Linked DNA regions of Mus musculus: regions 2, 3, 4 and 5 are each linked to region 1. The links are chromatin loops, found by intact Hi-C in ENCODE. Cell type or tissue: heart. All regions are shown on one strand. Each heading gives the region's core, and the rest is flanking DNA. Links, peaks and the distances in the headings are about the cores only.

Region 1 (6,546 bases), core at 1,033-6,032:
AAGATATTAGCTGGCCCTTTAAGTTGAAAATCTTCGTTCTCATCAATTCCTATTATCCGTAGGTTTGGTCTTCTCATTGTGTCCTGGATTACCTGGATGTTTTGAATTAGGATTCTTTTGCATTTTGTATTTTCTTTGACTGTTGTGTCGATGTTCTCTATGGAATCTTCTGCACCTGAGATTCTCTCTTCCATTTCTTGTATTCTGTTGCTGATGCTCGCATCTATGGTTCCAGATCTCTTTCCTAGGGTTTCTATCTCCAGCGTTGCCTCGCTTTGTGTTTTCTTTATTGTGTCTACTTCCCCTTTTAGTTCTAGTATGGTTTTGTTCATTTCCATCACCTGTTTGGATGTGTTTTCCTGTTTTTCTTTAATGATTTCTACCTGTTTGGCTGTGTTTTCCTGCTTTTCTTTAAGGGCCTGTAACTCTTTAGCAGTGCTCTCCTGTAATTCTTTAAGTGACTTGTGAAAGTCCTTCTTGATGTCCTCTATCATCATCATGAGAAATGATTTTAAATCTGGGTCTAGATTTTCGGTTGTGTTGGGGTGCCCAGGACTAGGTGGGGTGGGAGTGCTGCGTTCTGATGATGGTGAGTGGTCTTGATTTTTGTTAGTAGGGTTCTTACGTTTGCCTTTCGCCATCTGGTAATCTCTGAAGCTAGCTGTTTTAGTTGTCACTGTTAAGAGCTTGTTCTTCAGGTGACTCTGTTAGCCTCTATAAGCAGACCTGGAGGGTAGCACTCTCCTTAGTTTCAGTGGGCAGAGTATTCTCTGCAGGCAAGCTCTCTTCTTGCAGGGCAGGTACCCAGATATCTGGTGTTCGAACCAGACTCCTGGCAGAAGTTGTGTTCCACTCACTAGAGGTCTTAGGATCTCGTGTGGAATCCTGTGTGGGCCCTTGCAGGTGTCAGGCGACTCTGCTGGCAAGGTAGCCCGGGGCTCGAGTTGAGCGGAAGGGACTTGTGTCCCAGATCAGGCCCGGGTAGCCTGCTTCCCTATGTACTGCAGTCTCAGGTTACGCGCGATTGGATTGGGGCAGGCGCTGTGTTCCACTCACCAGAGGTCTTAGGATCCCGTGGGAGGTCCCGTGTGGGCCCTTGCGGGTGTTGGGCAAGACTTTGCTGGCAAGGTAGCCCGGGGCTCGAGTCGCCTGTGTCTTCTTAATGTAAGGCAAGGTTTCTCTTCTGAGCCCACTGTCTCTGGCTACCGTGATGTCTGTACTCCTGGGTCTCTTGGGCTCTTGCGGATAGCCCTGGCCATGTCCAGTCTGCTGGTCCACTTTACTTCTCTTGCAATCTGCTCGGAGCCTTCCCAGGTGCTGCTGTATATTTTCTCTCTCTTATTAAAAAAAAATCTTCCCCCTTAAAATGGATCTATCATATTGGCAATCTCTTTAGTGTACACCCCCCTTCCATACACACTGTTCTCTGAGGGGTATCTCATGGATGGGGAGCTGTGTGTCATCTTAGGGAACTCAATTTGTATTGCTGAGATAACATCTGGAGGCCACTGGCACCCGGGAACTCAGACAGAGATGTAGCTCTATCACTGATCGCGTGGGTTCGCAATGGTAAATCCATTTTTCTTTTAAAAAAGTATTTGTTTATACTGTATCCATGTTGAAGACACCGTTTGCATCTAAGGAGAACCATCTAGACCTTCCTGCAGGATATGTTGACCCAAGGTTTTCTTTTAAAACTCCATAGGCCTACATTAGATTTCATTTCTAGTGCAAAGTAGTTGAAACATTTTTTTTTTAAAAAAAGAAAGAAGAATTGTGAGATATTTCAATTAAAAGTTATACTTAAAAAAACATATTAGTAAAAATTATCTGGTAATATTTCTATTAAGTTATATTTGAGAAGATAATATTCTTATCTAGTTATATTTGATAACAGATTTGGTAAATGTAATTTTTCAACACAGTTTTTGAAAATTCTGAGTACTGGAATATACTTCTTTATGACCTTAGTGATAAATATCTTTATTGTGTATTTGTTCAATAAATCAGATAATCCCATTGACAACTATGGACAAAATATGGATCAAATGTCACATTACATTCTAAATCATGCATCTTATCCATGACTAGACACGCAAAAATAAAATACAAGACTTTGGAAAGTGTTTGGACTAAGATGTCAAAGAGGTTAATTAGCTCACATGAAAATCAAAGAAAACCATGTTTTCACACAAAATAGGAAATAAAAAAAGAAAAGAAGAAAAAAAAAAGAAAAGATATAAAGACAAGGAAATCACTCTTAGCTACAGAAACAAATTTTATTAGCTTCTCAGCACTTCAGCTCACTCTTGGTGTCATAACTTATCAATTCAAGTAGCAGGAAAGAGTAGAATTTAGAAATAATTCTGATCATTTCTTCTAAGAAGTAGAGAGAGAACAAAACCCACGCCAAAGAGAACCCTCCCTTGAACGGGTGATGGTAGAGTGAAGAAGCATAATGTGCTCAGGTGAGAGACTGGCTGCAGTCAGTGTAGCACTCACAATGCCCACGCTGCCCTGAAGCAACAGGTAGCAAAGTTCTGGGAGGAGGGGAGCAGAGAAAGAGGTTCAGGGTCCTACCTGGAATCCAGGTGGTCTTAGGTGAAGATAAAGGTGGCATTTTCTGTATTCTCATCCAGAAGTGTAGCGCGTGTCAATGGAAAGGAGCCTGGCTAAAATCAACATTTTTTATTTTGGAAGAAGAAAACAAAGCAGACATCACTTTAGGGACATCTTAAACCAGAAACAATTAAATATACTCTTTCTTGCTTTAATGGATATAATAGCCCAATGTTCTTCAAGAAACTCACTGTTCCTCCTTAACAAACCTTGGGGGGCGGGGGAGAGGGAGGTAGGGAAGTGATTAATTTAATCTGTAACTTTTTCCATTCCCAGTCTGTTCTCAGCACTTGGTGGGGGGAGCTTTAGAGTTCTTACAGCTCCCCCTACTGGTGGTAAACAGGATGTGCAGCTTTTGTACGTAAAGCTTTGGCTTGTTTATTCTGAGAACAACAGCTAAATATAACATCAGCTTGTTATTGCAAAAGCAAGATTCCTCTCGTCGTTTCCGATGTCTGAAAAAGTTCAACGCGTAAATTAAAAACACGAAGGGTCATAGAATTTTCTGGAGAAACTATTTCCCGAAGTCGGGGCAACAATGGATTCTGGACTAGAGCAATCCCACACAGTACAGCTTCAAGAATCTGTTTCTGAGATCCAGCCCCAGAAATGACTTAGGATCTGTGGGCGATCATTTCGATTGCACCGCCTTGCCTCCATGCTCTGTTCAGATTTTATCTGTAACCCTGGGCAGACAGAAGTGAGAGGGATACCAGTCAGTTTAGCTGCTGCAACACTGTCTCAAAACCCCCGCTGCCCTTGCAGTTGGGGGTCTGTCATGTGTCAGGCCTGACCCATTCAAGAGAGCTGTGGTCTACAGCTGCCGGCAGTGCAGCAGGTGCGCTGGGGATCACTGCCTGGCCTGTATCCCTGCATGTCATGCAGAGCTGAGATATTTGTACATTTCCGTTTCTTGACCAATAAAATCTCTAAAGTCTGTCTTGCCTTCATATTTCAAAGTATGAAGATATACTAGCCATTCCACATTTTTAATGGTAGCTTTAATTTTTTTTTTTACATCACTGGAGTCTCTTCATATCTGAGTCTATTCTCCTTGTTCTCAATGGTGTCTCTTTGCATAATGTGCAGAACGCCTCAGGCATTTTTGAGCGAACTGGTTTTGCTGTAGAAGAAAAGCCCAATTGCTATTTCAGGATGTGACGATCTTTAAGACTGGGAAAGTAACATATCTCCATCAATTGTAACCAAGTCTTTCGTATTTTGACAGACAGGGGTGAGAAGATCTGAAAAATCGGTGTTTAATCGATGTTTCCTTGTGCCATGATTATTCTTGTTTGTTGGACCACGCTGTCCGTTCATGCCACTTTCCTTTCTCTCGGCTTCACTTGCTACTCACTCCAAGAAACATATGTTCAAAGTCAAGCTGATTACCTTTAAAATGCATTGCTAATTATTAAAACTCAAGGCACGTTTGATATGAATTTCAGCTAGACAGTGGCTTCCATGACCAGGATTCTGTTGGTTTTCTCTGGGGTTTGCAATTGCCTTTCTTTTTTTAACTTGCCCTGGGAATATTTGTTACCTCCTTTTTCCTCCTGTTCTTCCTGTGCACTTTGTGCGTCTTGATCTCCCGGAAGAGGCTGCAGTCCTCCTGGGGTCTGGGGTCTTCGTGTCCTCTTTCTACTGTTGATGGTTCTCATGGTATGCAGGGCTTGTTGCAGGGAAGGGTGCCTAGAGGAACTGCCTTGCCTCAGGGCTATCAGCTGCCACTTGGAGTTCCTCAAGTAACTGCACAGCCCAAGTATAGTGCAGGCTCTGCTTATCTTGTATATCAATGATGCAATTTGCCCTTCCTTGATGTGGAGGAAAGAACAACTACCTTTAGTTTTCCTTCTTCTACCCAAGTAAGCTGCTGTCATGGCTCCAGAGCTAAGAGGTTGCCACCTTGCAAGAAAAGGGTACAGAACCTACTTGACACATTCCAGGGTGTAGGGGATTTTCCACGGTTTGGGGAGTAATAAAGCATTCTTTATTTGGAGACAATGCTAACTGGACACAGTGCTGAAGATGGGGCAACAGACGAGGGCCAAGTTCTACAGAAATGATTTCCCTGTTTCAGCTTCACTTCTTTTCCCACCTTCCCAATCCGCTGATGCTGAACTCAGTGATGTTCTTCACATCTTGGTAATATGGTCTATGCTGACTTTATCCACCGTCATTTACAGCAGTGGTTCTCAACTTGTGGGTCGTGACCCCTCTAGGGTTCAACACCCCTTTCACAGTGGAAAACAGAGATGTTTACATTGTGATTCATAACAGTAGCAGTTATAGTTATGAAATAGCAATAAAAAGAATTTTGTGGTTGGGGAGCGGGGTCACCACAACTACGAGGAGCTGTATTAGAGCGTCACAACATCAGAAAGGCCGAGAACTACTCATTTAGATTCCTTTCTATCCTCTCCGGATTTCTCTAAAGATTGTTACAGATGTTTGTACATTGATAATTATCATCATCCCATGAACCCTGCCATCACCTGTTTGGGAGCGTGGCTTTTGACACTGTATATTTACCACATCTGCTTTCTGCTACCACTCATAGGCCACGGAAGATGAGAGGCAAACAGAGATGTCCATAGTGTTTTTTGTTTGTTTGCTTTTGTGTTTCGTTTTGTTCTTTAATTTTTCGGTTCCTTACATAGGTTAGAGACTCGAAGGTATTTTATAACTGCATAGCAATGTGAATGTGCAAGTAAAAGGCAGCCACTCCTGGAGTGGAAGGGTGCAAAGAAACGAATGCATGCTGGTGATGGGGTGTGGGTCACTTCTCTGAACCTCTGTAAGGAAGTGGGCTGAGCTGACTTCAGATCCCAGCAGTCGCCTTTGCAGGGTTTTAGAACATCCGGTCTCCGTTCTTCTTCCCATCTGCGTCAGTGTGCGCCCAGTTTCCAATCTGCTTTTCTGCCCTAGGTCTTCAGAAGCCGTCTCCTCTCACACCTTTCCTCATGACGCCCCCACAAAAGAATTGAGCTACTCTTTCTGGCTTATCGGCACCATTATCATCCTAGCTATTATTACTGAAAGGACTGCGTTTCAGTGATCCCCATTTCAAACCTCAAAAAAAAAAATCCCTTTAGATTTTTAATCTGCAATTCCCAGTGTTTGCCAATTTAGGACCATCTGCAAATTAGTTAATGTGCAGTTTAGCCTTTCTTTGAAATCAGTAATTAAGATGTAAAGTAAGGCTGAGACCAAGACTAATTCCACGGGCCTCCCACTGGGACCTCTCCTGAGCTCTATAACTCTTTCATCCGCACCTCTGGCTTCTCAACTCCCAGCCAAATCTCCAGCTATTTCTCTCGATATGTAATTAAGCCGATGCATGAGGCTCACCAGATTAACTTCTGTTTTGTAAAACGCTATCCGGGATACATATTTATTTGACTTGGTTTTGTATTTACATGTGTGGAAACCTTATAACCAACGCGAGAAGAATATTTCAGTTAGATCGACCCTGGCTTTTCCCATTAGCTAATTCTCCTACACTGAAGACAGACACAAGATAGCCTCTTAATATTAATTCTATTATTTAAGTGCAGCCAACGTTCAGGATCTAGACTATAACTGCCACTAAGGACTAATTTTATCCCTTCTTTTCATTTTAAATTTGTTCCAGCATTCTAGAATCTTTCTACTTATTTAAGATAAAAATCTGACTTTATTTTAATAAGTTTATTCAATTATTCCCCCATCAGCTATAGAAAAATCCTTTTGTTTTCAGGTCTTAGGCGTTTTCTATTAGCTGCCAATTATCTGTGTCTCAGACTGACATTCAAATAATTAAATATTCAGGTGCACCGATCTTGCCACCAAGGGTTTTATGAGCATTTGAGAAATTTGTTTAAGTTTAATTGGGAAATTAAGCCATGGGGCAACGTTACTGCAGCGCTCCACTGCTGTGCTCTGAGG
Region 2 (6,546 bases), core at 933-5,932, 210 kb before region 1:
CAGAGAGAACTTTCCTTACTCTCTATGTGTACATAAGAAGGATCCCCAATATGTGAAATTAGAAAATGATCAACTGGGAAGGATGGCTAAGTATGTGTGATCAGAAAATGATCAACCATGAGTGATAGCTACATATGTGTAATAAGACATAGCAAGGCCATTATAGTGGCATTTAAATTCACTTTCCTTGATAATTATGTGTTTAACATAAATGATGTCCATTTACTGTTGGGCCCCATTTTGGCCCTGGTTTGGGCCTTGAGGATAAGCCCCAGCCTGGCTCGAGTTTCTGCAGCGTTGTGGGAGAGCCTAAGCCTGGCTCTAATTTTGTGACCTGCCTCAGTCACTTCTGTTATCAGAGTGACTCAGCAAGACCTGTTTGGCCCTGCCTTTGCCCTGTTGCTGATGTAGAGCTCTGCCATTGTCAGTCCCTCCATACCCTCTGTCACCATTCCATGTCTTCAATGTCATCTTACCCCACCAAAAATCCCCTCCCAATGTTCTGAACTTATTTAAGAGAGGCTGATGCCATAAAGTTGAGTTCCTGCTTCAACAAGACTCCCAGCTCGGTGCGTTTCTTTGGGCTGTGGACACTCACCATCCTGCTCAGCCCCAGAGAGACCCCGGTGGGCGGGACCAGCAGTTCTCTCCTCTCTCCTGGGCCTGCCGGCAAGGAGCAGGCACAGTTACAGCATCTCTATTCATTTTAATGATTGACTTAGGATTTATGAATGAGTAGCGAAAGATAAGCTGCTCTTTTAAACCATTTGAACGTTTATTGGTTTTGCTTACTCAACAAGAAGTTAGCAACGACACAAGCTGCCACTTTAGGTGACCAGAGCAAAACAAAACACAGTTATTTTACACGGCTTTATTACAAGTGCATGTTAGGTACAACACACCCGCATTTGGATGAAAACAGTGTTCCTTTGGCTGTTGCACATTATCAATACTGAAAATGTTTGAACACAGACCAAAAATAGCAGTAAATAATTTGGGAGAAAATAGGCTGAAGTCACTTACAAATCGTTTGACCTCTAACATCCTTGTTAACACTATTTTTATGCATTGCTATATTAGGCTACTTAAATGTTAGAAAATATGCTTTAAATTAGATGGTACCTTCTCTTATCTTGGTTTTAATTATGCAAGGGAATCATGTTTTTTTTCTTATCACCCTTGGTCTGTGTGCTAAAATTTTTAATAAAAAAGCCACTTAATATAGTTTTATTGTATATATTATGTGAATAGTATTCTTATGCCATTTCATAATTTGGCAGGACGATTATTGCCCATGAAGAGGGAAGGAACATCTGGGTTAAACAAAGATGTTAGGACTTAAGAATTTAGAACACAACAATAAAACCAATCTAAAACTTAGTAAAAATTAAAAATATATCCACGCTGTGAAACTACTGGGGAGCCAATAACTAACTTAAAATTGAAGATCTGGGGCGTCCTTTATGATTAAAAAGCAATCTGTACACACAAGAACTGTGGGTGACTCCTAAAGAGAGTCATGTGTCACGTGGATTCAGTATTGTTCTTGGTTTTTTACCTCATTGTCCCGTTTGGGTTTATTGTATTGTCACAATGATTTTGGTAGAAAACTGCATTGTTAAGCTCATTTTCAACATGTGGCCTGGGTTATGAAAAGAAGAGAAGAGAAGAGAAGAGAAGAGAAGAGAAGAGAAGAGAAGAGAAGAGAAGAAAGAGAAAAAGGAAGGAAGGAAAATCTGTTATATTTTAAGACAAGGTTAAAGCTCTCGGGCTTGGTTTGTTCCCGAGTCACGCTGAGAACGCTGCGCTTTGTTTTGCTGGAGCCGAACCAGGACCTTTCACACCGACATGACGTGGCAGTGACGAACACAGGGCTAAGAATGGGAATATTTCCCCACGGGCTTCCTCTGGCCCCACCTCATTTCCTCTCTCTTCAGTTTTCTCTTGGGCATTCTTTCACACACCGCTCATCCGGAGTGAACCTAAGGCACGTCGTGGAAGGAGATTAAAAAAAAAAAAAAAAAACCTAGACAAGAATGCGCAAAGAGGAGGATCTTGCAGACCCCGAAGCAGTTTGGCTTCTACGTTTTAGAAAAAGCACCATGTCCAGAACGCCTTTCTATTGGCTATTTTCAGGAATAACATAAAAAGTTGGTAGTATGCCTCCGAGAGAGCTGGTTACAGTGACTATTTTCTATGGCGTTAAACCACGGTATTTTCGCTATCATATTGTGCTGTGGACCATTTTCTCTACAGCATGGCTGAAAGGATGCTCCCTGCTTCTTTGCCATGTGGACACTGCACCGGGCAATTCACATTCTGTCTATAACCGGGTTACTGGCATCTCTTTGTCAGAAAGCTACGAACGCTGGGACCTGCCCTTTGTTAAGTCCTCTACGTGTAGTGCTTATAGCTAATAGCTAAGTATTTACAGATGATGAAGTTGAACACATGGAATTTAAACTTCAATCATGAAAGGATATTTGAAAGAACTTTAAAGAAATCATAGGTAGTGTTCTGTTTTGTGTCTTTCTGCAGAGTATGTGTGAGGGAATTTCAGAAGTCTCAGGCATAGCAGCTCACGCTTTCCCATGTTTTCTCTGTGGCATTCGCAGGCTGTCTTTTCTTCCCCCGAATTCTGATCATTTCAATGTTGGTAATGACCAAAAAAGTTTACCAACCATATTGCCTTTTCTTTTGCATATAGTTACAATCAGATTAGTGGGTATGATAGTATGCATAAAAATTTATTAGTTTTTTTTTTTTTAAGTTTCAAATTAAGCAATTGAAACTTCGTTTTAAGAATTGTTTTGCAATGTCATGCTTTCTTGAATCCAGATTCATAGGACTGGATAATAAACTCCTGAACAGAACTTCAGTGAAGTTCTCGTTTTTTTAAACGTAAGTGGCATGTGAACGCACTAGGGGCTTTTAAGAGCTCTGCTGAAGTGCTGACTAAGAATCTAAGTGCTTCCCCACGGAGGAGGGCTTCATTCCTTCCCACAGCTTTCTTAGGTTGTAAACAGCCCGTGAATATATCCGGTGTTGAGCGTCAGAACAGTTAAAAATAATCCCTCTCACACGCGCGCACACCTTTCTGCTAGCATGGTTTTTTCCATTTTGATTTGGCAACGGTTTCATTTTGTTTTAATGGTATCTGTCCACAATGAGGACAGTGAGATTCGGCGAGTGTTCTTGCCTTCAAGACGAGCTGTATTTATTGCTGGACCGGAAGTTGTCATATCCGTGATCGTTGGCTTTGAACTTCAGGCAGGACTGCTTCTCCTCCAAGGACTGCTTTTCCTCAAACGTTTGGCACCAGCAGCACAAACATGACTGTATGAAACAGAACGACCATTACATGCGTACTCAGGCACACGGCCACCGCTCTGCTCTTCTTGCGCTGGGGCTCTGACTATCCTTGCAAGTGTGGGGTTCCGGTTCCCTCTCTTTCCATACCCCCTTTACCCCCCCCCCTTAAAAAAGAGATGCAATTAAGGCCAGCAAGATGGCCTGGAGACATGTTTGAGCACTAGAACTCATGGTGGAAAGAGAACAGACATCTGAAAGTTGTCTATGTGCACACACACATGCACATGTGTGTGTGTGTGTGTGCACAGATTCTGATACACACATGCACACACACACACATAGTAGCACTTATGCATCATGTGATGCATATATACCTTGCATTCACACAATAGTAATAAATAAAATTTTTAGAAATTGAAAAGGCGATCACATTTGTGGGATGTGCTAATTTTTTGCAACTATGAAGTACAAAGAAAAAAAAACTTATGGAATTAACATTACTTAAGAAACAGTCACTAATTGTTTTTAGTATATGTGTGTATCTCTCTCTCTCTCTCTCTCTCTGTGTGTGTGTGTGTGTGTGTGTGTGCGCGCACCACACAAGAGGCCAGAGGAGGGTGTCTGTTGTTTCTTTCTATTGCTTTTTCTCTTATTCTCTTGAGACAAATCTCTCATTGAACCTGAAGCTCACTCACTCTGTCTGCCTAGCTGACTGATCAGGTGTCTTTAGGATTTCTTTGTCTCTGTCCTGTAAAGCTAGGGTTACAGGTTTAGGCAGGCAAGCCTGGCTTTTTACAGGGGAGCTTGGGTTTGAACTCATGTCCACAAGCTTGCTCACCAAGTGCTCTTTCCTGCTGAGTCATCTCTTTAGCCCCGAAAGCCACCTTAACTTTTGACACTTTATCTTATTTACTTGGAAATCGATTCTTGATGTGTCACAACAGTGAAAGTCAAACATTTTTTCTTCGAGAACACAAATACTACAATTGCACACGTGCCTGTGTTCAGACTTAGGTAACTAGTGTCTGTGCCCCATAATCTGCTTTTCCTCACTTGACACTGACATACATTTCCTCCCATGTCAATGAGTTTAATACTGCCTAGCTATTTGAAACCTACATGTTACTCTTGCGTGCATTTTCCATATTGTTGTGCTATGAATTTATAAAGGATGCAAGTACCTTGATTTTATTTTTCCACTTTTCACTGGAGTTTTTAAATTTTTAAAACTCTGTTCAGTCCGTTTGTTTTATGATAGTCTATGGGTCTAAGCAAATAGGTTTTCTGTTTGTGTTATGATAAACTCTATGCTCAGGGAACTAGCGGGGTTTCTGTTCTGTAAAGAAAGGAGTTGGTTTGGATAAAAGTTCTCTTCCATCACTAATTTCTTAGTTATGAATGGGCAAGGATGTTTTCAACTATCTCAGTGTTTACGAGGAAATGAATTTTGATTTTCAGATAATGAAATACCAGTGACAGTGTCCATTCTCTTGCGAGGGGAGGCATATTTTACTTGGTGTTGCATTATTGAGAGAATGGCTGAGTGGAAGAATGGGTGTCATATTGCCAGCATCTGAGGTAAGAAGGTAGACTTATATTCTACATGGAGTAGCAGATTGCCACTACACATAGATGGGAGGAAGGATGGAGTAGAAATGATCTTAATTTTTTATACTTACTATGTGTGTGTGGGTGAGGTGGGGGAGATGTGTGTGATGCCCCAGAGGAGGACATTGAGTGTCCTGATCTATCCCCCACCACCTTATTTCCCTAAGACAGTGTCTCTTACTGAACCTGGAGCTAAGCTAATGCCTACCAATCTCCAGAAATCCTATCACTAGAATTATAGGCATGTGGGTAGCCATGCCTTATATCCCCCGCCCCTCCACTGCCCTTCTTTCTTTGGTGTTTTAAGATAGGACCTTACTGTATAACTCAAACTGGCCTTGAAAGCAGAGAGATCTTTTCTTCCCCTCACCCAGCACGGCATGCCCCACTTTCCCCATCAGTGCTGGGCACTGGAACCTTTACCCACCTGCAGAGCAAGAACCCTTACCCTCTGAGCCATCTCCTAGCCCTTGACTTTATTCCCACCGTCCATGAGAAAAAGAGATTAACTTTCTTATAACCCAAATTGTAGTTGAACAATAAAAAAAAAAGTCTACCAAGATCAGAGGAACACTGCATCTAACTGGGTTTCATTCTTATCTGACTACATGACAGTGATTATCAATATATGTAATTTTATTAAGCTACACAATTCTAATAGTACTGGTGAGTGGCTAAGGCATCAGGGCATGGCTTACTATTGTCAAGGATTTATAAGCAAATATTTCCTATAGTGCAAAAGTGATATTTACAAACATCACATATGCAGGGCAGTGGTGGCATGCATCTTTAATCCCAGCACTTGGGAGGCAGAGGCAGGCAGATTTCTGAGTTCGAGGCCAGCCTGGTCTACAAAATGAGACCCAGGACAGACAGGTCTATACAGAGAAACCCTGCCTCAAAAAAACCAAAACCAATCAAACAAACAAACAAACAAAACAAAAAACAAAAAACAAAAAACCAAAAAAAAAAAAAAAAAAAAAAAAAAAACCAACAACAAAAAAACCCAACCCATCACATATATCGCAAGGCAGGGAAAATTAGCAATCTTCCAGCTCTCTCTAGATAGCAATATTGGTGTGTTTTTTAAAGCCTATATTTGATGCCAGATCACAGGAAACATTTTATTTTAGAAGAGTTTCTTACCTTAAAGCAGTTTTTGAATCTTTTGCTCACCAAATACAGAGCGATTGGATTGATGCAGGAGTTCAAAGAAGCCATGTTGATACCAATGTAGTCCAAAACCAACAAAAAGCTGAAAGAAACCCAAAGTTGTCTTTAAAGATTACATCCCTCCAAGTGTGTATTTAACTTGCACCTTTATGTTTTTATGAAGAAAGCCCAAATCACCTACATGCAATAATTTTATTTAGCCACTGATTTACCAGCAGAGGTGCCTGTCTGTGTCTCTGCCTGCCTGTCTCTTTCTCCGTCTGTCTTTGGCATCTCCACTGCCCTATCCCACCTTCACCACCAATATGCAGCATTTCTTTTAAAAATAAGATTCTCATTTGGAAGCGAGGGAGGACTGATCTGAACATTGATGTCTCCGATCTGACACTTTTCATCTTGTCACTCATCACTTTGACGACTGTGCCTACATTCCCAAGGCTTTTCCAGGCCCTC
Region 3 (6,546 bases), core at 1,089-6,088, 240 kb before region 1:
TGCTTCCTCCCTACTTCTTTCCCTTTTTGCTCTTTTTTCTCCTTTCTGCCTTCTCTCTTTTCTTATTGTCTCATACTTTTATTGCCCGTGCTTAGAGGTTTTGAAGGATGAATGAAAAATGAAAAGGCGAATGCAAAAAATAGAAAAAAAAAAAAGAAAATATTTGAAAGATGTTTAATCCCAACTGCTTTATTTATTTTTCTTTTCAACTAAAATGGAAGGATCCCTGGCCGTATATTTTAGACCATTCCAAGTCTTATGGGAATGCAGTAAAATATGATTATTAGTAGCAAAACAAAACAATACAAAAAGCAAAGCAAGTTGATCCCCTCTCCAAATTATTCAGCAAACCCAACATTTTCATAATGTTGGTCTTTCAAACATGTTCATGGCTCATGGCTTGTCTAAACTAATTAGACAGTTTGATGGATACAATATTTATTTTCAAAGGATCACGCCAGATCTTCTTATAAAAGTAATTAACAAAGTTATTTTTGGAAGTTAATGTTTCTCTGTAGCAAGCTGGGAGAATTTAAGTTTTAATGTCCAGAGATGGTGTCACTAAAGGTGCATTTAAATATTTAGCCAAAAATTAGAGGGCCTGAAGTTACAAAGTTTACTTGAAAGAGAAATGAGTCACATCACCAGGAGTTTATCTCTTAGACTTGCTTGCTTGCATGGTCACCAGAAGTCTGTTTTGTTCTTGGTTCCCTCCTTAAGACATTCAACAGCTGTTGCTTCCCCTAAACCGTAAACTCCCTCTTCCTGTACTACCCAGGCTGCTATAGGCACAGACAGTCCGGAAATGTGAGACACTTTGGTAAATAACAGAAGTTAGCAGTGATAGGAATAAACTGTAGATCCTTTTAGGAACCAGAGCAGGGTCCTCTTACATCAGCACAGCAGATTCAGGTAAGCCTCAGCATAAGCCACTTACGGAGCAAAGAACTCGGCCCACCTACGTCATTTCTATGAGCATAATCGTAGCAGACACGTACAGCTGACTTCTATCTCAATCTGCCAAACTGTTTTTTCATCTGTCAGCAAACTATCTCCACTTTAATTAAGAATGCATTGATTTTTGTCTTTTTTATTGTTCATAAAGCATTCAGTCTATTTGCACTTTATTTACCTTTTAAAATTTATTTGTTTATTTTTGTGAGCATTGTTATTTTACCTTCGTGGTATGTCTGTGCATCACATGATGCATGTTTGGTTCCCCTGAAGGACAGAACAGGCTTCAGAGCCTCTGGAGCTGGAGTTACAGACTGTTATGAGCTGGAATGTGGGTCCTGGGAATCATACCCAGGTCCCGTGAGAGAGCAGCCAGTGCTCTTGACCACAGAGACACCTCTCTAGCTCCCTGTACCTCTTTTAATACCTAATATGTTACTTGATCCTGTTTTAATGTTTTGGGCTTTATAAAAATAGATAAAGTATTTGTGCCAATTAATAAGTTTAATAAAAAAGTTAGATCCAATCTTGCATTTCAGATAATTCTTATACCTCCTGAGACATAAAAAAATCTTCCTTTATATACAAAAATAATCATTGGACTTTTACAAGTATTGTGCCAGAAATAGCAGGAAGGGTTTATCACTTCAGTTTTAAAATAGTAAGACGAGCTTAAAGCAAAGCAAACTGTTCTGAGAATTTAGTGGATTTAGAATAGTAAAAATTTTCCAATAATAAAAAATTTCAATGCACACAAAATTTTGGGGCAGTCAAAATTTGGTTTTGAGATTAAACCATTGAAGAATCAGGAAATCAAGTGAACGGATTCAGGACCATTTTTCAGAAGTGACTGCAGGTGGAGTTGGACAATCTCTACTGAGCAGGTGTGAAGCTCAAAGCTTTAGCGAGATCTCAGACCTGGCATAGGCACTGCTCTTTCTCCTATTAGACCAGATAGCCCTGACTGACACTGGGAGGGATGGAGGGACGCTTACTTGAGGCCATGGGAAGTTCGCACTACAGTGACTAATAAAACTGTGAAAGCTCTTCACCTTTTTCATATTTCATGTCTTTTCCTATAAAATCATATGTGCAAATATGGATTAGGAAACTAGGTTTTCTCCTTAATATTATACTGAAAGTAATATTTTCCTTCCTCCCAACCTAAAGAAATGTACAGAAAATGTTGAGTATACACAATATACCCCATTGGATTATTTGTTATTTTATTATCTTTAAGCAAATTAAAAACACAATTTTTTTTACAAATTTGTAAAAGTGACCGTAAGTAGATAATTTTGTCCATAGAATACAGATGAATTTTATCAAATTCTCTCTATTGTAAATATAAACGAAACATGAATACATTTGTACACTCATGTAGTTATTCCTGTTATTTTTGTAAAGTATGGGGAGCTTACCAGAGATGACCACTCAGACACAGAGTTTCAGCCTACTGGAAGTCTCTATTCCAGCTGTTTCGGATTACACGCAGGTGTTTGGGGATCCAGGTGTGGCCCTGTGCATCCAGAGCATGGGGTATTTTAACATAAACCCACACTCTGGCATCTTGTTTGGCCATCGCGGGGGAGTTTCACAGAAGCAAGCTACTGGTTTAACAGAACCAGAGATAAGTTAATTTGGGCATCTTGATTTTGGATTCCTAAAGCAGAGCTGGGTAATGTTCCATGGGATTCTCCATCAAGAGGATCAAATTCTACTTAAACCTGAAATGGACTCAGCACGAATACAAGATGGCAGAGCCTCTGTCACAACAGTGTATGGGCATTCCAAAATTTTTTGAGCAAGTCTTATTATTGTCATAACCTTTTGTTAATGATTAAATAAATTCTATTGACTTTACTCTTTTTAAATTATGTTTTAAAAAACAAAACTAAAATGATGGAAAAGAAAAGCTCAGTAGGTCAAATACAGAGTTTACCAAAGAGTTTATCGGAAGCCTCGTCAATAGAATAGATTATGTGTGAAATACAGAATATCATGATATGAACACAAAAAAGAGAATTGGATTATTCAGTCAAGGTTAATAATAAAAAAATTAAATGCATGAGTGGACATACAATGACTTTGTAAGAACATCATAAAAAGATAAAATCTATGTATTATAGGCATATAAGGAGAAGAATTTCACTCGAAAGACATAAAAATATATTTTAATAAAGCCATAGAAGAAAATTTCCTAGCTCTAGGGAAAGATACCTATCTAGATACCAGATTATATGGAATGCCAAGTAGATAGAACCAAAATAGAAATTCTCCACAAGGGGGCTGTAGAGATGGCTCCGGGTTAAAAGCACTTGTTGCTCTTTCAGAGAACCTGGGTTTGATTCTCTGTACCCACATGATGGCTCACAATTATCTGGAACTCTAGTTCCTGGGGATCAGATGCCTTCTTCTGACTTCTTTGAGTACCAAGCACATACTTGGTATACATATTATATGCTAGCAGGACATTCACATGTAAAATAAAATATAGTTGGTGTTTGTTTGTTTGTTTGAAAAGAAACCCCAATGGTATAATATTGTAAAAATATTAAATGTGCTGAACAGAGAAAGTATATTTAAGGCTGCAAAAGAGAATGGACAAATCACATGCAAAGGCAGGCCCATTAGAATAACTACAGGATTTCTGATCCAAACCATGTAAGCCAGGAGGACTTAGACTAAGAAGACCGAGGAAGTCCCAAACATCAGAGAATGATCAAAATGATGCAGAACAATACATACCATATCAGTAATAAATCTGAGTGCCACCGTTTTAATTTCACTTATCAAAAGACACACAATAGCTGATAGAATTAGAAAACAGAATCTCTTTTTGCTGCCTGCAAGAAACACATTATTGCAGCTATCTACTCTCCATGTTATCATGTCTACGTCTCTATCAATAACCCCAAGTTATGATTTGCCATGTTCCATTTGGGCTACTCTTAACTCCAATTGGCAAGCCCTCATGGCCATCTTTTCATGACTCACCTACCCTATGACATCTTCTCCTTTCTCCCTTCGTGGTTTCTCCTCAGACCACAAACCTGGAAATGGAAATCCCACCTACTTCTCTTCTGCCCACTTGCTGTATGTGAGGATTCTCTTGTCCTAGAGGCAACCAGGGCCAGGATTTAGCATTGCAATATATAGCAACAGATCAAGCCTCAACATAAGATGCTTTAAGTGTGACCCTTAAAATTTCTTGTGCAAAGAGTTTAATAAAGTTAGAAACGTAGACTTTTTAATACAGTTGTAACAAGAAAATTACTAGGTAAAATTACCAAGACTGAGACAGCGAATAGCCTCTAGTGGTTTCAGAGAATACTTCATATGCCGTAAAGGTTATCAGATGTTTTATTTTTAATGTAGGGTCTTTAAAAAGCTTTTATATTAGGTTTGTTTACTTTATCCAACAAGACACATCCTTGAGAGCCATATATAATGAGAATCGTGGGCTGAGTATTATTGATTTTGTTCTATGAAGTAAGGTGATTTGAAAGTTTGTGTGTTAATTACCGAGTCCACAAACTCCTGAGGTGACTAGGTAAATGAAGAGCCTGCTCACATTTATGGAGGACACACACAAGGCCTCATGTGTGCTAGGCTAGCACTCGACTGCAGAGTCTCATGATCAGTTCCCAAACTGAGTTACTACTTACTTCAGTAAGGAGCACTCTATCCTTGAGCACTTTGGTAGCTTAGAATAAAAGAGGATGCTTATGAGAGTTGGGGGATCTGTTTTAAAGCATATCTTTCTGTATGGGGTCAAGGACTGGGGAATAGGTTGAAGGTTATAACAAAAGAATTCATACTTTGCGGACGTGGATGAAGGGTCAAAGCCATCTTCTAGGGTGAGTGCAACCTTCAGGGGGATAATTCAGTAGTTTTCACTACTGGAACCAATGGGATTTTGGCAAGTTTCATTCCCCCCCCCCCAAATTAAGTTATTTTGTCACTCATTTTCCTGGGCGTACTGAAATTCTAAAGTCTTGTTAGAATAAATAGACAAATGGAAAAGTCACTTCAATATCAGCAACACACAATATGGTGGTAGATCATTTCAAATATTTATAGTAAAATTTTATGGTGCAATTTTTCAGACACATTTAAAGGTTTTATCATCTGCTCATTGCATCCGAATATAATTACCCAATGTGTAAGAAGTGTAAATTATAAAAACGTTGTTTAGATTTCACAGCTGAATTTAATCAAGTTGTAAGTAAGAAATTAGATTTCTTAATATGCCAAGGCCTTTAAAAGATGACCTGGAGATCTTTTACTTTTTACATAAAATTGTGTTGCCAGCTGTTTTCATTGTAAATAATTTTGCTCTGTGATTTGTGGGACTTATAAAGTGTTTGGTCATTTTTACTATACCTTTGTTACAGCAAAATATCATTGTAGACAGTACCCGTCTTTACACATTTTCAATGACTATGTCATCACTAGGAGTTAGCATTAATTGATGACACCATCAGCGTAGAGTTTGAGTTGGTATTATGGACAGCCATTTGGTTTTGGACCTGAGTAACTGAAATTTGTAACAGCTGCTGGTAGATTGGACCGATCTGACTTCAAGAGCTTGCTATCATCTTTGTCGTAAGAATAGAAATCTGAACATCATACCCCAGGGTAGAAAAATGAGATTTGTGAGCCTTAAAAAAAAAAGTTACAGCTAAAGCAACTTTTGCATGATTTTAAACATCACCTCCTCCAGAATTCTACAGCAGGTCATGTGGCTTGGGATTTCTGTGGCACACCCAGGTTGACTTTATAGTTTGCATTCCTCACCTCTCATTTTATTAGACAAGTAGCTTAAGGACCTCCATATATCTCTCCGACTCTGGCCTTCTCCCCCATATCTCCCTTTCTTTCCTCCCTTTCTTTCTTTCAAAATCAACATTTCTAGAGGCAAATAAGTTAAATAGTAAAAGTGCATACTGTTATGCCACTTGTTTAATATTTCAATATTCATTACTTTCTTTTATGTTTCCAATCACTACCTTTCAGATGCCAAGAAATATAAGCACATAAAAATAACCCCAGGATGATATATATTGCTCCTAATGTGTGTCAGGAACTTTCTGGGGACTCAGCTGAGTCTCAGTGTTGAGAAAGTAATCTAATAATTCCTAGACAAAGGGACATGCTGTAATCTCAGAAGGCAGACAATGGCAATAGTGAAACATAGGTTCAATATTGGTAACTTCGTGTGTCTAGTCCTGAAAACAGGGCTATTTGTTCCTAAAGAAATCAGGTTGAATAAAAACTGAAGTAAACGGCCCTAGGGATAATCTGCACTCAGAATGTCAGACAGCAAATCTTGTTATAATGTTGGTTCTGAAAGTTTGGTTCAATACAAAGCCTAGGAATTGAGGTGTAGGTCAAAATGAAAGCTCATTACAGGAAGAATGGATCCTGTCTGCAGATGGTGCCAACACTGATGAGTATGTGTGATCAGTCCACAATGGTCACACCAGCACTGGAAGGGCTCCTCTTGATTGTCAGCTGTACTGGATTTAGATTAGCCATGGAAAAACATTCCTGGGTATGTTTATGAAGGCATTTTCATAGAGTTAACTT
Region 4 (6,546 bases), core at 941-5,940, 250 kb before region 1:
CAGTTTTCTTTAGGTGTACTGCCCCTGAGAGGCTATCTAGGCTCCAGTCAATGGTCCTACAGCCATGCCTGTAACAGGTAGCTCTAAGTTCACTCCGTGAGCTTTTCAAAAGAACACATGTCCTTTTCAAAAGAGGACATGGTGGTGTGGGGGGTGGGGGGAATAAAATAGGACTTGATCAAAACATATTATGTGCATGTATGAAATTCTCAAACAGCAAAAATTCCAACATAAAATACATTTGCTTAAGCCTCTCACCCCAGCTGTAAAGGTGCTGTTTCCAAGGAGTCTCACCAGAAAGCAACTCACCATCACCTAGACCCCCCCCCCCCAGTAACCTAGTTGTGTCCCCCCCCCCCCCCCGTGGTTTTATTTAATTAAATTATAATCCTACTCAAGGTTCTTCCAGAGCCACCATTCAATCTCATTTATATGCTAAAAAGAGGGGAAGGGAGGAAGAAAAAAGGTCCCAGTAACCCCTTGAGATACCCACACAATTGTTATCTTCTCAGGGAAGCCCACACTGTGCATTGAGGTGCATCTTTTATTTTGAGCCTTCATTTCTTTCTCTTAACCCTTGTGATTAAAATCTATGACTAAAATCAGTAATAAACTTCAACTCTGCTTCATACCAGGTTGTTCTGGAATTATTTTTCATTGTTTTCCCAATGATCTTTTTGCTTGTTTGTTTTAAATCAGAGTTGAGAAGGTTAAAGTTCATGAGACTAAGGGTGTTCTGCCTGTTGCTGTGGCCCTTACAACATGTAGTTGTGCCTCCATTCCTTCCACTGCAGATAGAAAATACACAGAAGACACCCCAAAGAGGAGGGATTTTAAAAGTGACTTTAAATTTGAATTCAATGAGATAAGTCTGTTTGGGGGAAAAATTTTAAATCTAGAATCTTCCACTAAGTTTGTTTTTGGAAGCTCTTGCAAGTATTGCATTTTCGTAAAATCATTTATTTTAAAGATGACTCTGAAATCTTAGGCAAACTTTTAAGAGAGTTGAGCAAGCAATAGGGTCAAGTAAGGAAATTCAATTGACTGAATTCTGTTAGAAGGCTGAAAATAATTATAGAATATTAAGTTAAAGTACATTGTGTTTGGACACACAAACATTAAATGTCTGTTTCAATTAATAGTCACAAATAAACAGTTTGTCAAAGAAGTATTTTTCTACATATTTTTGCTTTAAGAATTTTGAGATTATATCATAACATTTTTCCTCCCTTCAAACTCTCCTGTGTGCCCCTTGCTCTTCCAAATCCATGACCTTTAAAAATTAGTTGTTATTAAATACACACACACACACACACACACACACACACACATTCCTAAATATAACCTACTCAGTTATTTGTATGTATAATGATAACCCTAAGGGTATAGTAGTGGAACACATAGCCAACAGCTCTCTAATTGGATTTAAGACCTGCTCAACAAGAGGAAAACTATGATTGGTATAGCTAACTACTCAGTGAGTGTTAGTGAAGACATAGATATTAGTGGAAAACATCCGTTTACTACTTTATTAAGCCAGCATAATCCCTAACAACAATCTAAACATTTGTCCTTATACCACAGATAAGGGTAATCTTCACCCCTCATGAAGTAGACTTCTCTCTGCAAGAGATGGAGACCACTACAGAAAAAAACACAACCAATCAAAATGCAGAGTGGTAGAACTATTCCCAGCTGATACCTCTACAAAACACCCCTGCATCCAAAGCCCCGGGAACATTGCAGGAGAGGTGGTGATGTTGCCAAGGTCAGAATATCAGGAACTCTGCTGTGAGGTTATGTCTCCTAATAATGCCAGAAGCTACACCCAAGAAGTCTCACCAACACAACTGTCCAAACATGGGCTGAACAGAGACAACTCTAATGGTCGTACTAAACTGTACTGGGAAAAGCCCATGAGGCCTCAACCCTATACATAAGAACTACAGGCAACTAAAAGATGCTGAAAGTAGGGGAAATAGTATCCCACAGAGGAGCACATCATTTGATTTTTCAATAACAAATTGCCAACCCTGAAAACATATATACAAATAAGACGTCTTGCATCCAACTTCTAAATGTCCCCATGGTAGTTTTGTGATTTTTTTCTTTTATTTTTGAAGATTTATTTTCTTTTTTTTTTACTTATGTGTATGTATATACATGTCCCCACAGAGACTAGAGTCAGATGTCCAATTCCCTGGAGCTAAGAGTTAGAGGGAAATGTGGGCTGCAGGGAATTGAACTCTAATCCTTGCACGAGTGACAGTCTTAAGTACTAAACCACCCTTCTCCTTTTCCTCTTGTGTCACTTTTCATGAGGTTATTTCTAGCACCTCAGACAATAACAATAGTGACAGACTTCAGAATTGATTCCACCCAAGCCCACCGTGTTGAGCTGATGAGTTCATTGGGATTGCTTACAAACTCATCAGTGAGGACTCCTTTTAGAAGCATGAGTGACTAGGGTAGTTCCTCACTACAAAGCCCACCTCAGCATGACTGACACAGCTACAAAATTGGCACCCCCCTCCTTCTACAGCAGTGGTCTCAACCTTCCTATTGCTGTGACACTTAAATACAGTTCCTTCTGCTGTGGTGACCTCCCAACCATAAAATTATTCGTGTTGCTACTTCATTACTGTAATTTTGCTACTGTTATGAATCACAATGTAAATATCTGATATGCAGGAGATCTGATTGAGAGCCCCACCAGAGGGTCATGACACACAGGTCGGGACTGCTGTTCTACAAGGTAATGTTTCAATCCAGTCATTCAACTACTACGGAGCTTATCCAGTTATGTCGTGCCTACGAGTTATATGACAGGCCTTCAGATTGTAAGGAGTATGTGATCCAGAGAGAGTGAGTCAACTCTTGCATTTGGATGTGAGAAAATCCACTCAAACAACTAACTTGCAGACCGAGTGGTACTATACCTTTTCCAAAGGAGATTGTTTCACAGGGCCATGAGCAACGACTGGTGTTTCCTTGCTCAGTCAGTAGCTGCTAGAATCCTAGGGAGAGAATGTAAGGGCATGAAGGAAGCAGCAAAGGGTGAGAAAGGGTTAATTTTCAGAAACTAGCCCTCTGGAAGATAATTGCAAGCCAAGTGAAAGAGGAAAGGGGAACTGGCCTGAGAATCCGTTCTTGTAGCATTGTTCATTTTGTGGAGAAATTCTCAATTTGAGCCCAGTGGACATTGTCTGAAGCTTTGGGTATTTGTTTTTTGTTTTTTGTTTTTTGTTTGTTTTGTTTTTGTTTTTTTGTGCTGCAGTTTGGCTAACAGCTTTGTGTAGGTGGACGCACTTGAGAAAAAGACTGTTACATTAGCTGACTTCTTCCCAATTAATTAGAAATCAGAGAATTAGCCTTTTGTGATCTGATGAGAGGACTATCTTACCACAATGAAGGTTGTAAATAATTGTTTGTAAAAATCAAACTTTGGCCCCAGAAATAACTCAGTTGGCATGGGTCTTAGGCTGAAGACAAGCAAAGTTCGAGGGACAAGGAAGCACCCCCTTTCCCTCAGTGAACCCTCTTTCCCTCAGTGAAATGTCCATTAGCACCGTGTGAAGAAGCAGCCACAAAGGCCCCAGTGTTCCTTCAGAGTCTAGTCTGTCTGTAAAACGCTTTCGTTTGCTAATGTGGCCTGAATCGCTGACAAAGGCCGGTGTTGCGGCTTGGCTTCCAGACTCTAATCCCTGGAAGGGAAGAGAAGCCTTCCTTGGCTAGCTTTGTAATGAGCTTGTCAAACATTTTTTAAACCATTTAACAGAAAGAGGTATTGTGATGACAAGACACAGCATCTCCCTTTCTGGAGATTCAGCGGCAGGCAGGGAAGCATCAGGGAGACTCTTCCCGGCTCCAGCTGCCAAAGCTCCCACGCAAACGCAAACGCATGTGTGGAACTCCTTGGTGCGACTCCCTTGGGATTATTAGTTTTGACTGTGCTTATTGGCTTATTTTGCATCTGTTACCCCACAGAATTTGCTATGAAGGTTTTGCTGTAAAAATAAATAAATAAATAAATCTCCCAGTTAATCTCAAGTTTCCTTCGGAAGGCTAATATAAACCACGATTACAGTCACGTTTTGTTTCACTCTCGGAAAGGACACTGGGGCAAACGAAACTGAGCTGCATGGAATCCCCCTTTCTCCGGCCAGTTGAAGATTAATTTTCAGACACTTCTTTCCAAGCCAAATACAGTCAGTGCCCTGTTCGTTCCTGTCCATCTAAATGGCTGAGTCTAATACTGTCTTGTTCAGGGGATAAATGTCCTTATTGTTCTGATTTAACAATGGATTGGCTTTGTGGCTGCCAAGCTCTCTAAAAGTGCACTAGCCACACTCCTTATGATGATTGCTGGGGTCAAAGACAGGACTCCACTCTATCAAAGGGCACTCTTTTCCAAAATCAAACAGGCTAAAGCGCTTTAATTCTTCTTGGAAATAAACAGAAAGAGAAGGTTGGCAAGGGGGAGAGACTGTGGATTTCATTCAGACTCAGAAGTCTGAGAAACTAAGAAGGCTAAGAAGCTCTTACATAAGTAGCGCTCTGGCCATCTTCATGTGCTCTGGAGGAAACTGGCAGGTGCGCTGCGGTAGAACTCACCGATAATCGCCTCGTGTTGTGAGTGGTGGAGAGCAGAGGGGAGGGTAGAAAGTGGTACCAATCACAGCCATTGGGTTCCCAGAGATTTCATCCTATTTCCCTTCTCTTCATTTTTCTTTCTCTCTTTCTTTTCTTTCTTTATTCCCCCTTTCCCTTGGGTGGGCTATCATTCTATTAAATGCTTCTTTTCATTTACATGGCTTGTGAGGAGTACTGCTTGTGTGTGTGTGTGTGTGTGTGTGTGTGTGTGTGTGTGTGTCTGTCTTAGAGAGGGGAGGAGGGGAGAGTAGAATGAATAAGGAAGAGAGTTGGAGTTTTCCGGGTTCTCACCAGGAAATTAGCCCTGTAAGTATCTTTAAATGCTGGAATGGAGACAATCTGTCTGTATAGAGAATCTCACCAGCACCCTCATTGTTTATTTTAGCGCCATCTGCCAGGTTCGAGGTTAGGAGAACTGGGTGGGAAGTTTACACTGATGCTTTTTACGCTCGGCCTCTATTTTATATGATAGTTAAGTAGCTAGCTACCCAAAGCACAGTTCCGCAGTCTGAAAATAGGATCTTTGTTTCTGTGGTCTCTTGCTACTAATTTTAATGACTACAATACTTACAACAGGCTAGGCACCATGGCACACATGTTACATTTACGTATTTAATCTTCATAAAAATCTTGAGGAGTGATCAATATTATTATTTCTATTTGTGGTAGTTAGCTTTCTATTACTGAAATAAATAATAATAATTTAAAAAAATGGGTTCTTTTGACATGACCAGTTGGTTCTGTTGTACTTTGGGCCGTGCTGAAGCAGAACACCATAGTAGGAATGTGTAGGGAAGAAAATATGGGTACCCCGAAGCTAGGGATACACAAAAGAGTGGAAGTGACCACAGCCCAACAACCCTGTTCAAGATCATAGCCCAATGACCAATAGGCTTCTCATTAGGCCCCGCCTCTTGAAGATGCCTACTACTTCCCATTAGCCTAATGGAGTGGGGGCCACACTTTCATCCATTAAGTCCTTGGGAGGAACTCGTCCAAACTACACTGAACGCTTTTCTAGGAAAGAAATTAAGGCTCAAAGAGATTAAATAACTTAATAAGGTCAGAGAACTAGAAGCTAGAAGCTGGAGGAGGTTAGTGTGAAGCCTAATTTTAAATTGTCAGTTGATGTGGGGCAGTGGGCTGCGCACAGACAGTCTGGTCTCCAGTCGAGCAAAGGTCTGGAACTCCGGGAACCCGATGGGCAGTGACTTACACCTACACGGGATGGAAGGTGTTCGATCATGTCTCCTGGACCCCTGGCTCCTGTTGAAGTTACCGCCACCAACCCCACCCCGCCCCCACGCCCCCACAGCCCCCACAGGAGAAGTGTGTGACTATCAGTCACACAGACAATGTCCCAAGCTTCTGGCATTCTGGCTAGACTCCACCCCCACAGTTATCTGACTATAGCAGGTATGCTCTGCCCCATAGTTACCTGGCAACAGCTAGATAGTCTAGCCCACTATAAAAGGGGCTGCTTGGCCCCTCGTTGCTCTCTCTCTCTCTCTCTCTTTAATATTTTTTATTAGGTATTTTCCTCAATTACATTTCCAATGCTATCCCAAAAGTCCCCCATACCCTCCCCACCTACTCCCCTACCCACCCACTCCCACTTTTTGGCCCTGGCATTCCCCTGGGCTGGGGCATATAAAGTTTGCATGTCCAATGGGCCTCTCTTTCCAGTGATGGCCGATTAGGCCATCTTTTGATACATATGCAGCTAGAGTCTAGAGCTCCGGGGTACTGGTTAGTTCATAATGTTGTTCCACCTATAGGGTTGCAGATCCCTTTAGCTCCTTGGGTACTTTCTCTAGCTCCTCCATTGGGGGCCCTGTGAACCATCCAATAGCTGACTGTGAGCATCCACTTCTGTGTTTGCTAGGCCCCGGC
Region 5 (6,546 bases), core at 951-5,950, 140 kb before region 1:
ACAAAAGAATCTAGAAAGAAAGGTAGTGCTGACATCCAATGACCGGCATCAGCAGACATCTGAACAGGGCTCTGTAGAAAGAGACTTGCAGATAAGAGACCTATACAATATAGACTCCCTTAGTCATACTTGGGGAACCTCAAGTTAGCTCAGGAGGCAGAATTAAGAACACAGACAGATCTTGAAGTACCTGGCACCTGCGGCTACTGCAAATAATTAGCAGAGCCCACCTTCTAAAGATATTAATAAAAGCATCCCACGAAAGGTCTGTTTCTGTCAGTTATTTTCCTATACATTTACTCTCAACCTTTAAGAAAATACTCCAAAGCATGCTGCCCACCAGGTAGAGGCGTCAGAGTCAGGATCAGTTTCTATTCACATGTGGAATCATCAGACTGTGAAGGCCAGGTTTTCCTACTAACTGGTGCAATCCATTATTTCTCATGAAAGTAAGATGCATGAATCCTGACACATGACCAAATCACTACTGGTTAAGACAAGACTTGCATGACGTCCAATATCTGTCTTTTATATGTAGAGCTATCAACAGAATTCAGATGCAGAATTCTCACAGAGAAAGCACTGTTGAATGGAATAGAGGAGACACCTTCATTCAGATAAACCAAACTAAAGTTCCAGAGTGTAATCTTGGAGAACGCTGTCTTCAACTTTTTCTTCACTGTGTGTATGGGGGGCGGGATGTAGGCAAGGGGAAGGAAATGATGCATTTGGCATGTTCTAAAGTGAGATATGTCATCACTTTCAATGACTTAGAGATTTGAAACAAATACAGCTATCAACACATAGGAAAGGGTTTATATTTAATATTGTTTCCTTTGGAAATTTCTGGTTTTCCAGCTAGGATTTGTTCCACCGCTAGGTTGTTTGGGTTCACTCTGATTTATTGCTGAGTTCATACATCTCTTGTCTCTTCTGTTCTAAGGGGAAAGAAGTCATTGATATTAGCCGTATGACAGTGGCAGCATGTGTCCCAGTGGATGATAACCCTGGCTATAGACTGTAAGCCTGAGTCTGCAGAGACTGACACACAGAGTACAATGACAGGAATTTAAGTAAGTGTGTCACAGAGCTCGTGTTTCCCTAGAGATAGCTGGGTGAATGGCAAGGAAATGCTCTGACGTTCTTAGTGATGTATTTAAAGCAGTTAGTACGCCCTCCCTCCCTCTGCTCCCTTGTTACATGGCCATTGCTATTTCTATTAAAAAAAAAAAAAAGGCAGTTTGAATTTGTACAAATGGATAATTCCATACTTGCAAGGGTGAGAAATGGTTCTTTAAAGCCAGTATTGACTTGATGATGGTAATAATAATAATAATAATAATAATAATAATAATAATAATAATAATAATGAAGTTCTGTCAGAATACGAGATGAAGAACACAATTTAAACACATTCCTTAAAGGCCCTCGTGCAGTTAGGTGAGCTTTCCTGAATAATGGGATAGATATTTCACTACAGTTAGCATTTGATCATGACTCTGAAAATAACAACTGAAAAACTGTGAAGTGGGTGTTCATATGGGTGCCTTATTAGAAGGACTGGTGTAGCTAGGCGGTGGTGGCACACGCCTTTAATCCCAGCACTTGGGATAGAAGAAGAACTGCTGTGTGGTAATAGCAATCATGACAATCACGAGCCTCAAGCCCACTAAGCTACAAGTCGAAAGCTGTACTCAAAGGAGTTTGTACTCAAGCCTGAACCACTCCAGTTATAATAGGCAGAATCTTCCAGACAGAACTTTCCAGACAGATGAACCTCCAAATATCCTTGTTTACTTATTTTCATTTTTATTATTATCAAACAATTCAAATTTAAGAATTTAAATTTTATATTCTTATCAAAAGAATTCTTAAATTTAAATAAATTTTGATCATATTATTCCCTTCCTCTAGCTTTGTCCAGATCCTCTCTTCATCCCTACCCATCCAATTTTATCTACTTTCTCAATAAACAAACAAAAACCCAATACAACAACGTCCCCCTCAAACCAATGAAACAAAATAAAATCACAACCTCTGGGGAGGGGGCAGAAACAAACCCACCAAACTGTAACCAAATAAAAGCACACATAAGAAGCTGTGGAGCCGCATCTGCCCTGGACTTGTTGACGTACCCAGTGACACTCTATTGGAGAGAACTGATTTTGAAAAATGCTCTCAGGAACATGCTGTGGCTGGCCTTGAACTCACTCTGTAGATTTGGTGGGCCTTGTGTTTGTGATCCCTCTGACTCAGCCTCCTCAGTGGCTGGAATTGAAAGGTCTTTGCCACCACCTGACCACACTACATATTTAGAGGTAAGAAATAATTTAATTGTGGGAGTATCTATGCACCACATGCATACCTGGTACCCTTGGCTGTCAGAAGTGGGAGGTTGCAATTCCCTGGAACTGGAGTTACAGATGGCTGTCAGAAAACATGTGGGTGCCGGGAACTCAATCTTGGACTTTTGCAAGGGAAACAAGTGCTCTTAACTACTAAGCTAACTACTGAGCTGTCTCTTCAGCTCCTATTAGATTTAAAAGATAAATCCATATGTACCTTTGACCTTTAAAGATTGTTTTCATCTGTGGTCATAATCCTTTCACTATTAATTTGCAAGAGCTATTTCTGCATGGTGAATGCCAACAGAGATTCTACTTTATTATTTTCATCTAATCTGTGGCATCACTATTTTTTCCTGTAGTAGGGATTACAATTAGAGTCTTCTGCATGCTAGACAAGTGTTCTGCTAGCCCTACACTATAAACTTATTATTCTTTCCTGATTTTAATTGTATACATCTTTATAAATGCATCTGGGGACGATTAGAACGAACTTCTAGAAGCAAAATATAGCTTAATTTTTAGCCCTAAATATAGTTTTTTTATCCACCCCGAGACCATGTGTTGAATAACATATTCATGCTGAACCAAACCTCAAAGGAATATTGAGTTAGTTAGACAAAAACTCCCAAAAGAAAATAAAGACCAGACGAGAAGCAAAGAGTGTCTTTTCTCAGCGAAGAGACACAGACTTGTAGATTTCTGTCAGGGACTGCAGAGAGGTGAGAGATCAAAGAAGGACCAACAATGGGACTGAAATTCAGGCCACATGAGGTGCTGATCTTGAAGATCTGAATATCTTGTGGTGAGCTACATGTAACTATTCACTGTGATCTTGCCTCTTGGTGTTTCCCGGTGTTGACCATATCAATCAATTAGGAGACAAAGTATAGAAGCAGAGCAAGTTGCAATAAGCTATTGCCATAAATGAGGGGATTTTATATTACATAGAAACCTTGGGAAAGAGGAACAGGATGAATTTATGATAGGCAGTGTCTTAGTTAGGGTTTTATTGCTCTGAACAGACACCATGACCAAGGCAACTCTTATAAAAAACAACATTTAATTGGGGCTGGCTTACAGGTTCAGAGGTTCAGTCTATTATCATCAAGATGGGAGCATGACAGTATCCAGGCAGGCATGGCACAGGAGGAGCTGAGAGTTCTATGTCTTCATCCAAAGGCTGCTAGTGGAAGACTGACTTCCAGGCAACTAAGATGAGGATCTTTTATGCCCACACCCACAGTGACACACCCATTCCAACCAGGTCACACCTATTCCAACAAGACCACACCTTCAGATGGTGCCACTCACTGGTCCAAGGATATACAAACCATCACATGCAGGAATTACCAGGTATGAGATTATTAGTGCTGAGTGACATCATATAAACCAAAGAGGAAACACTTCCTAAAAGAAGCAATAATGACAAATAGTTAATGAGAGATGCTGTGTGCAAGACAAAGAATGAGTTTCATTTTTTTCTGGTAATGTAGGGGAGGGGTCAGTCTACTGTGTCAGAACCTTGCAGTTGAGTGGTGAGACAGAAGCATACTCTAGTGGGATTTCCATCTTTCATCCTCCTTGGAATGTCTGCAATTCACATAGATACCATAGAACATAGAAGATGCCTATCCCCTCTTTCCTGACCTCAGTGTTGGGCTCAGAGTAAACTTCTCAGCAGTTAGGCCAATTCTCCACAATACAGCAGTTTATCCATGTTCATCACCAGGACCAAGATAAACCAATGGGTTCTTTTCCCTGGGCCTTAAACATGTATTTTAACAAACAGAGTGTAAGTCCCTCTGGATGGTAAAAACTACGATGCACTGGATTTTTACTCCTTACCAAAGTCATATATTGAAACATCACTCTCCAGTGTGGTCACATTTCATGGTGAGGCCTTTGTGAGGGGATTAGGTCATGAGGGGGAGTTCACTAGAATGAGATTGACACCTTATGGGTGACTGAGGAGTCGGGGTTGTCTCCTCTCACTGTGTGAAGACAGAGAATATACTGAAGCTTGTGGATTTGAAAAATGCCCACTTCAGACAATGAATCTGCCAATGTCTTGGACTTGAGCTTCCTGTCCCACATAACTACATTTATTTTGTAGGTCATATACCACTCTGATCACAGCATTATGATGTACCAAGATAGAAGTAGCAATGTTCAGAGGTGCCAACACAGCACTGTGCACCATCTAGCTCAGAAACCTGCTTTCCTGCTGCATGAAGAAATCTTATGCGTATCACAAAAAGCTAAGCCAACCTTGAGAAGAGGTGTAGAGTGTAGCTGGAGTCCAGGGTTCACTCTGGGTACATCCTGTGGGTTTGAATGCATGTATTGTATGCATTTATTCAAGGCTGCTGCCTTTGGTGTCTTCATCTTGCTTTATCACTGTTCTTCTTCTAAGTCCACGATGTGCCCTTTGCTCTACATTCCTGGAGCATTTTCCCCTTAAGACATGAATAAGCCCTCATAAGATTGTCATTTCTGGTCATTGTCAAAATACCAGACTGTCTGGTGCAGACTCATTGGAAGTACTGACTTCTGTACACAGTCCCCAAACCAGCCCTCCTGTGAACATTCTCTTATTTCCCTCAAAGACTTGTGGATACTGTTCCACCTCCTTTTCAGGTTGCTAGTGAGAATCCTTTGAAAAGCCATTTTCATTGTCCTGAAACTTATATCTTTGGTATTAATATTCCTTCCGTGTAAAAAGCCTTTAATCCTAGTCCCATAGCATCTGTCATTGTACTGTTAAATAGAGTTACTTTGCCACACTAAATATTCTCTCTGCATTGTCTGCTCTTTACTCTTTATTCTGGCAACCATCCTGACTCTACAATTTTAGCATTTTCTGAATACCATATAATAGTCAGATTTTCTAGATATTGATCTTTTTCCATTATAAACATACATTTAAGCTTCCCTCGTGTATTTTCATGGTTTGATATTTCATTTGTTTGCATTATAATAATAAACCCACCTACCACACCTTAATCCCTCTCCCTCCCCCTCCCCTCCCCCTCCCCTCCCCCTCCCCTCTCTTCTCTTCTCTTCTCTTCTCTTCTCTTCTCTTCTCTTCTCTTCTCTTCTCTTCTCTTCTCTTCTCTTCTCTTCTCTTCTCTTCGTATGAATACTGGCATGGGTGTATATGCACCACATGTGTGCCTAGTGCCTACAGAAGACAGAGAGATCATTGGATCTCCTGGACCCGGAGTTACAGATGGTTTTATGAAGCTCTGTGTGGGTCCTGGAAAGGGAACTCAGGTGCTTTTAAAGAACAGTTAGTGCTCTTAACTACTAAATTTTCTCATCAGCCCCAAACCGAACTTAACATGTTCAGTTGCTAAAGAAGATAAAGTTGTAAACATCCAGGATTGATTGTTTTGTGTGTGTGTTAAGCAGCATTACTGGATTATGTTTGGAGAGTATGGTTAGTTTTATATGAAACCGTCCAATGGTTGATCAATGTGCTGTTTTGAACCCCTACTGATGGATGAGTATTCCTGCTGCTCTACATTTTTTTCAACAAGATTTGTTACAGTGCAGAAAATAAGAGACTGCAGAATGCTCAGGCTTAAAGGAAGCAAATATACTGCCTTCCACCCCCAGGCTTGGGGATCACTGAAGGATAGCGGTAAAATGAATGCAAGAGCAAGAAGTATTAGATAACAAGAAGACATTTTCTGGACATAGCAGGGCAGCTGCACATATGAGCTCACAGTGGTTCTGAAAGCATGCAAACACAAGCCAGCCTGAATCCCAGGATGGACAGAGGAGTTGGGCACACCATGGGACTGAGGGCAGTTATTAGGTGCTGGGAGAGGGGGAGACAGTTTTCTCTAAGGGTGTAGCCACTCATAAATCAATCATCCTCCATTGGAAGATCACAGATCTAAGAATATTTGGGCAGCATAAATTAGTCTTGAAGGGTTTAAAAAATAAGGACACAAGATTAAATAGGTAGGGAAGTGGAATGGATTCAGGAAGTTGGAGAGGGGGATGAATATTATCTAAACATATTACACAAAACTTTTAAAAATCTAGTCAGGAAAAGGAAAATAATAAATTAGAACATGATTGGTATTTCTGTAATGGTCTCCATCTGCTGCAAAGAAGCTTCTTTGGTGAGAGATGAGAACATTTATCTGTGGGCATCAGGACAAGTATTCAGAAATAATACTGGTCTAGA

Evidence for each region. Peaks named below come from ENCODE experiments on the same cell type or tissue, not always from the same donor. Only the 100,000 strongest peaks of a DNase experiment are listed, where the experiment ranks them.
Region 2: a loop joins it to region 1, with 5 times the contacts of the local background. A loop is called at or near these places in 5 of 42 quality-filtered maps.
Region 3: a loop joins it to region 1, with 6 times the contacts of the local background. A loop is called at or near these places in 6 of 42 quality-filtered maps.
Region 4: it touches region 1 in a loop (2.2-fold over the local background); 6 of 42 quality-filtered maps call a loop at or near these places.
Region 5: it touches region 1 in a loop (2.3-fold over the local background); 3 of 42 quality-filtered maps call a loop at or near these places.

Annotation. Positions count from the first base shown.
Region 1 is chr14:104,024,347-104,030,892 of GRCm38, forward strand. It overlaps 4930432J09Rik (RIKEN cDNA 4930432J09 gene), which reads right to left and starts at 2,796. Exons shown (of 3, transcript NR_045953.1): 1 at 2,581-2,796. The region is part of intron 1 of Gm41238 (a long non-coding RNA gene); the gene reads left to right. In heart, for the core only: no CTCF peak of the experiment used is centred there; a DNase peak (open chromatin) is centred at 2,935; H3K4me3 peaks cover 293 bases; H3K27ac peaks cover 555 bases.
Region 2 is chr14:103,813,865-103,820,410 of GRCm38, forward strand. It overlaps Ednrb (endothelin receptor type B), which reads right to left. Exons shown (of 8, transcript NM_001136061.2): 7 at 6,067-6,175; 8 at 751-3,336. The coding sequence ends at 3,202. The region is part of intron 1 of Gm35197 (a long non-coding RNA gene); the gene reads left to right. Among named protein-coding and RNA genes, the nearest start is that of Ednrb, 27 kb to the right of the region's middle. In heart, for the core only: no CTCF peak of the experiment used is centred there; DNase peaks (open chromatin) are centred at 1,877 and 3,227; H3K27ac peaks cover 447 bases.
Region 3 is chr14:103,784,513-103,791,058 of GRCm38, forward strand. All of the region lies in intron 1 of Gm35197 (a long non-coding RNA gene), which reads left to right. Among named protein-coding and RNA genes, the nearest start is that of Gm35116, 8.9 kb to the left of the region's middle. In heart, for the core only: a CTCF peak has its summit at 3,236 (motif pointing right); no DNase peak of the experiment used is centred there.
Region 4 is chr14:103,774,474-103,781,019 of GRCm38, forward strand. The region is part of intron 1 of Gm35197 (a long non-coding RNA gene); the gene reads left to right. It overlaps Gm35116 (a long non-coding RNA gene), which reads left to right and starts at 4,446. Exons shown (of 2, transcript XR_874924.1): 1 at 4,446-4,632. In heart, for the core only: no CTCF peak of the experiment used is centred there; no DNase peak of the experiment used is centred there; H3K4me3 peaks cover 338 bases; H3K27ac peaks cover 543 bases.
Region 5 is chr14:103,884,376-103,890,921 of GRCm38, forward strand. No RefSeq gene overlaps it. Among named protein-coding and RNA genes, the nearest start is that of 4930518C04Rik, 11 kb to the right of the region's middle. In heart, for the core only: no CTCF peak of the experiment used is centred there; no DNase peak of the experiment used is centred there.